Linked DNA regions of Homo sapiens: region 1 is linked to region 2. The links are chromatin contacts, found by Hi-C or POLR2A ChIA-PET in ENCODE. All regions are on one chromosome and are shown on one strand. The core of a region is the stretch at or near the end of the contact, and the rest is flanking DNA. Distances in the headings are between cores, read along the strand shown.

Evidence for each region. A loop is a pair of places that touch in the nucleus more often than their neighbours do. ChIA-PET counts read pairs that join two places held with the same protein, here RNA polymerase II (POLR2A). Pooled maps may share reads with other maps.
Region 1: a pooled map shows a loop between it and region 2 (4-fold over the local background). The contact joins the promoter of HK2 here to the promoter of APLF in region 2. A Hi-C loop is called at or near these places in 1 of 168 maps with a recorded cell type or tissue (naive thymus-derived CD4-positive, alpha-beta T cell) and 4 of 50 pooled maps. POLR2A ChIA-PET finds 5 or more read pairs at or near these places in 1 of 52 experiments (activated T-cell).

Annotation. Positions count from the first base shown.
Region 1 is chr2:74,830,852-74,835,384 of GRCh38, reverse strand. HK2 (hexokinase 2) reads right to left here and starts at 1,258. Exons shown (of 18, transcript NM_000189.5): 1 at 742-1,258. The coding sequence starts at 804. It overlaps HK2-DT (HK2 divergent transcript), which reads left to right and starts at 1,398. Exons shown (of 1, transcript NR_185897.1): 1 at 1,398-2,730. RefSeq lists silencers at 117-366, 1,287-1,516, 1,697-1,766 and an enhancer at 1-540.
Region 2 is chr2:68,465,087-68,469,182 of GRCh38, reverse strand. It overlaps APLF (aprataxin and PNKP like factor), which reads right to left and starts at 1,598. Exons shown (of 10, transcript NM_173545.3): 1 at 1,356-1,598. The coding sequence starts at 1,451. FBXO48 (F-box protein 48) reads left to right here and starts at 1,889. Exons shown (of 4, transcript NM_001024680.3): 1 at 1,889-1,972; 2 at 2,713-3,039; 3 at 4,005-4,096. The coding sequence starts at 4,038. RefSeq lists a silencer at 1,314-1,523 and enhancers at 865-1,759, 1,760-2,655, 2,749-2,808.

The sequences.
Region 1 (4,533 bases), core at 9-2,508, 6.4 Mb before region 2:
ACTTTTAGGGCAAACCAGAAAGTAACAACCAAAGTCCTCCCCTTACTCAGAGGCAGATCCTGAGGACACGAGGCTGGGCGGTCCCGAGGCTGATTTGGAGGGGCGGGGGTTAATGGGGGACGCCCCTCGCCGAGCCTCAGTTCCGGGCGCCACAGTTCCGGGGAGGGGGCGCGGCGGGCGGAGTTCCTCTGCCCCTTTCCTACTCCTTCCCGGGTCAGCTTCTCCTCGAGCCCACCCCCGCAGGGCCGCGGGGAAGGAGAAGGGAACCGCTCGTCTCCTACACGCGGTCCGCGAGCGCGGACGGCCCCCGGCGGCCCCACGCGGCAGCGGAGCAGCCTCCCGCAGCCACGATTCTCTCCACGTGCTCTCGCCGGAACTCGCGCTGCAGAAGGGGGCTCCCTCCCACGTGGGCGCAGCAATCCCTGACTACCTGCGGGGTGACCCGCCCCTCCAGTAACAGGGAAAAAGGGACTGGGGGAGAGAGCGTGAGCGCGTGCCGGAGCTCAGGGAGGGAGGGCGCCCGGCGGAGCGCGACCTCGGCTCCCCGCCCGCGCGCACTCGCCGGCTGTGCTTAGCGGACGTGGCTCCTGGCGCCCAGGAGTGTCCCGGCTGCCCAAACTTTTTCCGCTCCCAGGCCCGGAGTAGGGAGGAAGCGGGTCCCCGCAGGGTCGAGGAAGAGACTGATGGAGGCCAGACCACTTTGCCAGAGCCCAGCCTGCCGCCCCGCCCGCGCTGACTTACCTTCTGCACTTGGTCATGGTTGAGCTCCGTGAAGAAGTAGGCAAGCAGATGCGAGGCAATCATCCTGCCGCGGCCCGACGGCGCAGAGTTGGGAAACCGAGGCGGAGACGCGAGAGGGGAGGCGGGCGGCGCGGTCCGACTGCTTTGTGCTGGGGCTCGGCTGCCGGGCCGGGAGCTGGGAGTCCGGACGGCGCACAAAGAAGGCTACCGGCGAGGGTGCGCCCGGCTGGCGGAGGGCGCGGGTCTCCGGAGACGTGATTTTGGCGTCACAACTGCTAGAAGGCGCCTCAGTTCTCTCCTGGCGACGTGTCCGGTTGTCCCACGTCAAGGCGCTAACTTCGGCCACAGGATCACTGAGGCTCAACTTGAGAAGAATCTCAGCCCGGCTCCACTCGGGCAGTGGGACCTCTCCGATTCACAGGCGCGTGGCTCGGGCCCGCGGATTTTCTTAGCTGGGTGACACGATGTTGCCAGCGGCAGCCCGGGACTCCTGCGCCGGAGTTTCATGCAACAATGTGGCTTATTGAGGGGCTGCCGGCCCGCGGGCCTCCGGATCAGTGACGTGCGCACGCCCATTGGCTGCGCGGGGAGGGTGTGTGCGCCCACGGACCGCCCGCCGCCGTGGCGCAGCCAATCATCGCTCACGGCTCGCGGGCGCGGCCGCTCAGACACCGGAGCCGGCAGCCTGGGGAGGCGCGCCGGGGGCGGGGGGCGGGGGAGGGGCGGGGCGCCTGAGATGGGACGTGTGGTCCGTGGCTAAAGGCTGGGACGGAAAGGCGCATGAGCCACCGCCGCGTCAGGCTCGGCTATGGGTGGGGGGAGCGTGATCGCGGACCCGGGGTGTGGGGCGACTGGAAAAACGGGCCTCTGGACCAGCACACGCCCTGTGCGGAGAGACACTGTCTGGCATCTCGGGATCATGTGAGGGGCTCCCACTGCCCAGTCACACGTCTAAAGCATCCTAGTTCTTACCTATTGTAGCACGGCCGGAAAGTGAGCCGCCTTAGCTGCTGATTGTACTAGAGCAGGCAATACAAGAGTCGGCCCATCCTCAAAACCACTGATAGGATGTGAGTTTCACTAACCCCGTTTTACAGATGAGGAAATTGAGGCAAGGCCAGGGCTCACACCTGTAATCCCAGCACTTTGGGAGTCCAAGGTTGGAGGGTTGCTTGAGACCAGGAGTTCATGACCAGCCTGGGCGACATAGTGAGACCCCCATCTTCCCAAATAAAAATAAATAAATCAGCCGGACATGGTGGCATGTGCCTGTAGTCCCTGCTGCTCAGAAGGCTAAGGTGGAAGGATAGCTTGAGCCCAGGAGTTCGAGGCTGCAGTGAGCTATGATCATACCACTGTACTCCAGCCTAGGTGACAGAGGGAGACCCTGTCTCAAAAAGAAAAGAGACTTACACGAGGTCACATAGCTAATAAGTGGCAGATAGGGAAGAGAACCCTTGTCCCTCTACTTTAAGGCCCTATTCGCTTGCCCCATTATCCCATGCTGCCTCTCTAAGAGCCAGAGAAGTAGGAGGTAGAAAAAGAGCATCTCTGCAGCTCTGGGACTGATGATGTGAATGAACTGGGTAGATGGTAAGTGTGTAACTGGGTGATCTTGGACATGGGATGGGGTGGGTGAGGAGGCTTACCAATGCTGAGAGGAGTGGAAGCTCCAACCCCAGCTAATGCTAGACACCAGACTCCAAATTTAAACACACAGTGGAAACTGGCAAGAATGAAATACTGACTTCAATACAGATTTCAAGAGACATGACATTAGCACTGGTGGAGAATGGCAAGCCTAAGGTTGGAAAAGGTTCAGGGAAGGAAGATGAAGGTCTGCCATGTTCTACTGAGGAGGAGTTTTTCAAACAGTGGGGTGCTGTCTGCAATGTGTACAGCCTTAAAATTATTATATAAGTAATCAATACTCATTGTTGAAAAATAATATATGGATAAACAGGAAAAATAAACAAAAATCATAATCCATCTAGCCTCTCAGCAAAACTTCCTTTTTTTTTTTTTTAAAGCAGGGACTCGATATGTTGCCCAGGCTGGTCTTGAACTCCTGGGCTCAAGCAGTCCTCCCACTTCAGCGTCCCAAATAGCTGGGATTACAGATGTGCTCAGCAAAACTTCTTGAGAACTATGTACCCTTCTAAATGCACGTCCTCAACCCTCCTTCCCTATACTCCACACAGAATTGAGCTCAAACTGCTTTTGTCATAGTCATCATAATGACCTACATGTTGCCAAATCTTGCATTCTCTTCTCTTCCCTGCCCTTGTCTTACTCCTTCTCTCAGGGATGTTGAGGACAGTTAATCACATCCTCCATCTGGACACACCTTCCTCTCTCAGTAAGAGCACCAGTGCTCCACTCTGAGGGTTTCTGGCTAACCTCACTCCCCAGGCTCCTGAGTCCCTGTTTGCTCTATTGGTAAATGCTGGGGTATTCGGGGCTGCCCTCCACCCTCTTCTCTGAACTAGTTACAGTTTCAAACTCCCTGAGGAGAAACTAACTTCCTAGCCCCATGACTGTTATATCATATGCATGCTGATGACTCACCATAGTAAATCTACAGCGAGGTCCTCTCCTGGAGTTGCAGGCTTATTTCTCCAGCTTGCCATTTGTCATCTCCACTGAAGTGACTAGCATATCACACTTAACATGTCCAAAGCTGAACTCAACTTTTTTTCCCAAATCTTTTTCTTTCCCAGTTGTCTCAGCAAATGGCATCGCCATCCACCCTAACTCGTCTTCGATTCCTTCTTGCCACTCACCCTCACAGCCAGTCAATCCATCAGCAAGCAGTTAATTCCACCTATAAAACAGACCGTGCATCTGACCACTTATCTCCATGCCCTTAGACACCTCCTGAGATCTTCCCACAGAATACTGCTTGGCATTCACACTAGCATGCTTTCCTCAAAAATACAAACTCTTTCTCACCCAAGGGTCTTTGCTCTTCCTTTTCCTTCTATCTAGAATATTCTTCTCCAGGCCTGTCTCCAACTCATTCTTCCTCCTCATTGACGTTCCACTCAGATACCTCCTCATGATGCAGGGCAGGCAGGCCCCAAAATTTGGACTTAGCCTGGGAAGATTTTTGGCTTCACCCAGTAAAGAATTCAAGGGATGCCGGGCGCGGTGGCTCACACCTGTAATCCCAGCACTTTGGGAGGCTGAGGTGGACGGATCACGAGGTCAGGAGATCGAGACCATCCTAGCTAACACGGTGAAACCCCATCTCTACTAAAAAAAAAAAAAATACAAAAAATTAGGCGTGGTGGCGGGCTCCTGTAGTCCCAGCTACTCGGGAGGCTGAGGCAGGAGAATGGCGTGAACCCGGGAGGCGGAGCTTGCAGTGAGCCGAGATCGCGCCACTGCACTCCAGCCTGGGCAACAGAAAGAGACTCCATTTCAAAAAAAAAAAAAAATTCAAGGGCAAGCAGGTGGCATTAGACAGCAGCTTATATTGAAGTGGCAGTGTACATCAGGAGCAGAGGCACTGGTCTTTGCAGAGCAGGGCTACCCCATAAGGCCGTGTGCCCAGAGTAGCAGCTCAGAGGCAGCTCTGCACTCATATTTCTACCCACTTTTAGTTAACATGCAAATTAAGGGGCAGGTTATACAGAAATTTCTAGAAAAAGGTTGGTAACGGGTTGTTGAGTCATTGCCATGGAAAGGGGCAGTGACTTCTAGGTGTTAAATCTGGAACTCTAATCTAGAGTCTGGTCCCGAGTCTTAGCCCCCACCTCCAGAGTCAAGTCCCCACCTTCTACCTCATCA
Region 2 (4,096 bases), core at 349-2,848:
TCCAGTGTTTGTATAGGCCAACAAACGATGAAAAAAATAGAAATGATGTTAAATATTTAAATAATCACTTGTCCAGTAAAAAAATGAACAGCAATTGAATATCTACTTCCTCAATAACCTTACCACATGCACATGTGCATGTACACAACACACAACACACAACACACACACACACACACACACACACACACACCCCTTTAGGACCAGCTTCCATAATACAATCTTAAACTACCACTCCTTTCCCTGCTCCCAGAAGGGACCTAAGGCAAGTACCAATGGTTCCATTTAGACTCTGGAAGTTAACCAGGACAACAGTACACACTCCTTACTCCTTGGTGTTAGCTCACTGACACAGGTGTCTCCCCGGTCCCAAGAGAAAACTCCTAAAGGGTAGGGACCCATGTTCCATTCATCTTTGTATGCCCCACAGTGCTAGAATCTGCAAAATGTTCTACACAGTGAGCACCAAACAAGAAATGTTGAATGTTAAAGAACAAAATAGAAAACTAGATGTACTTAAGAGATCTATAGAATTCCAGAATGCAATATGCAAATGTTCTTATTCCTAAACCTCTCCCAAAGAAGGTAGAGAATATTTAGCTTTGTGGCATTATGTGTCCAAAAGCTTATGTATGGACTTTAAATAATGTATGTATGGCTCAATTTTCTCATCTGAACAATGAGGATAATAAAAATAGCTAACTGATACGGTCTTGAGACAGTTAAAGATGTTGGTATAGGTAATGTCTCCTTAGACCAATGACACGAACGCTATACACATTACTTATGAAGGGTTAGCTACTCATTTTACTGGAAATAATAAATAATATAAATAAATAAGGTCCACACAGCTCTGCAAAGGAGACCAAAGGTTAAAAGAAATTAGCCTAGAAGACGTAATATCACAGTTTGGCAAACTTTTCTGTAAAGGACCAGACACTACTGTAAATATTTTAGGCTTTACAAGACAAGCCGCAATACCCTCAACCCTTGGAGCAACTATTCCCCCTGAAAAATTAGTAGATTTTTTGTTTACATTTTACATTTCAGAATTTAAGAATCATTCTTAGTTCATGGGGCCATACAAACATAGGCTGGATTTGGCCCCCAGGCACTAGTTTGCCAATCCCTGGATAAGATAATAATGGTAATACAGTCAGTGTTTTAAAAGCAACATAAAGAAATGTTTGTGAATTGGCTTAAAGGTAACTGAAAAACGTGCGGCCCCAAACTTCTAAAATCCGGACCGGCGGACCAGTGCGGTGGGGAAACCGGCCAGGACTAGGGCCGGTCTTCAGGAGCCGGCGCGGAACTCCACGGCTCTCGGGGTCCGCTAAGCCCCCGCCCACACTTACTCCCAGCAGCGGCCCGCGGCCGATCACCGTCTCCCCGGGCGCCAGGGCCACCCGGGGACCGCCGTCCCGCGGCTGCAGCTCGAAGCCCCCGGACATGGCGGGCAAGGATTAGGCCCCTTCGCCAGGAGACTGGCCCCTCCGCTGTTTCCGCCCTCCACAGACACGCGCGGGGCAAGCCCACGCCCTGGGAAAAAACACCGAGGGAGGGCCTCAAAGGCTCCCCGCGGCTGCGCCGGTCCTCTCAGAGCCCGGCCCCAGCGCAGCTTCACGAGTCCCGCCCCTCCACGCCTACTAATGACGCAACCGGGGATTCCCCAGTCTCGCCGCCTCAAAACTACTGTTTAAAAACCCCGGCTTATTCCCCAACACCCTTTTCACCTCCCTCCCATCTTGGAGGACGCCGGGCCTTGTAGTCCTGGTGGCTTTCTTCACTTCCTTTCCCGAGCGGAGACGCCCTGGAAAAAACTACCAATCCCCAAAGGCACTGCGCGCCCCTCTCGGCGCCTGCGCGAGTTCTGAGCAGGGCGGGACTCAGGTGGGCGGGATGCGAAGAGCTATGGGGAAGGATTCGAATTCCGGTGGATTTAAATCGCGGGAGGAGAAGCTACCGCGGCCTAGTAGGTAGAAGGGTCTTCCGTTCCCGTTGGCTTAGGTGTCTACGCTCCCGGGGACGCGGCCTGGACGCAAGCTCAGCCTTCCCTCCGCGGCCTGGAGCCGCAGTGACAGTCAACGCTGACGGTTGTTGTCACTTGTCAGTGCCCTGTGTTCTTGGGTTCCAGCAGCTGCAACCCGCGCGGGACACAAGGAGGGTGGCTCAGACGGGACGTGGGGTGATTAGCCCTGACCCGCGGGATTTGGACGGAGTGGGGCTCCCCGCCCCTCCGACTGCGCTGCCGCCGATCTATCCCTCCGAATGATAGTTGAAAGGGGGACGAGCTTTTACTTCACTTGAGAGAGAATTCAGGAAAGCTCAGTTCATAAAGGAGAAAGGGCAGAAGAGGGGTCGTTTCCAGGCATCCAGGCGAACCTGGACGTAGAAGAAAGATTCCTAGTGGGATTTTAGAAACTCGCAAAGGTATCCCCTGCTGTGAAATTCAAAAGCCTTCATTCCCGTTACAGGAATTCCACAAGGGGACGCATTTTATTCTCCCAGTAAGATCCTGGGAGAAGTGGATAAACACACTGTAACGTTTAAATGCACTGTAACGTTTTCCTAATGTGAGATTCTTTTCAAGAACGTTGTGGTTTGGCTTTGGTTTGTATTGGTGGTGGGAGGGGCCAAGGTGCATGGCAAAAACTTGCTCTTGACTCACCCGTTTTTACGTTTGCTTTCTTACTTCTCCTAACCCTCAAGAAGAAGACCTCTGTTGAACACAGACTGCAGTTCCAGCCACCACAGCTAATCTGGATCATGAATGGGAGCCACCGTGGTCTTGGCAAGTCCGAAAACATAGCTGAGTAGCTCGTCTAGAAAAGAGATTTGTGTTCAGCTGAGTTAAAAGAAGTATTTACCTCAAACCTCTCCTCTTGCACAACCAACCCCCGTTATAAAAGGAAGTGCAAAATGGAATAAACTGATTTTAAGTGAATACAAGCTGTCTTTATATACAAAAGTAACTCAAGGATGGTGATGTACCCAGTCATGCTTTCAACTGATTTGGGAAGCCTACACCATTCACCTTAGGTAAATTAGCTGAAACTGAGCTTTAAATCTGGGCTTCAAAGAGTCACATACTGTACCTAGCTGAGTTCTAAACATTGTTTACAGTTGTCACTCACTGTTGCTTGATGTCTTCAGTGACTATTATCCTTAGCTTGTAATTATGCATGTAGGATAGCTTCAAGGGGCCATTTCTAAAACACTACTCTTATGACTGAGTTGAATATTTGAGACTTTGTTTCATAATCCAGATCTCATCTTCTTGTCCATTTCAGATAGTAGTTGTGTCAAATGTAAGCACCTACCTACCTATAAGATACAAGTAGATAAAATTCTTATATAAACAACTAGAAGTCCAGCAAGTTTATGATTAAGTCACAAATTGCAAATTAATGATGAGGCATCAGTTCCCATGTACAACAAGTATTCAGGAGTTTAATAGGATTGACTCATATACATTTTCAAAGGTACAAAAGTACCGGGTATGGTGGCTCATACCTGTCATCCCAGCACTCTGGGAGGCTGAGGCAGAAGGATTGCTTGAGGACAAGAGTTCAAGACCAGCCTGGACAACATAGCAAGAACCATTTCTCCGTAAAACAGTTTTTGGTTTTCTGTTTTTTTTTTTTTCTTTTTTTTTTTTTTAAAGAGGGGCGGGGTACGCTGAGTCAAGAGAATCGCTTGAGGCTGGAGTTTGAGGCTGCAGTGAGCTATTATGACACATCTGCACTCCAGCCTGGGTGAGAGTGAAACTAACATGTTGGGTGCCTCCCATGTGCAATTCAGATGTAGCAAGACTAGATATTTTACCCACTATCACTGTTAATCCTTGCAAGAACTTTCAGGAGAGCGGCAGCATTGGCCCATTTTACAGATTGAGAAGCTAAAGTCAAGAAAGAGTTCTTAAATTATACCCAAAAAGCATCTGACTTAAAGTAGGATTTATACTCCTATTTGGAGACTGAGCATGTTTAAATTTTGCCTTTTAGGTTACATATGAGGATAACTTAAAACATTAAGCTATGCATAAAAACTCCAAGAGAAACAATAATTTAAGAGTTTCTCACACAGAAGCGAACTC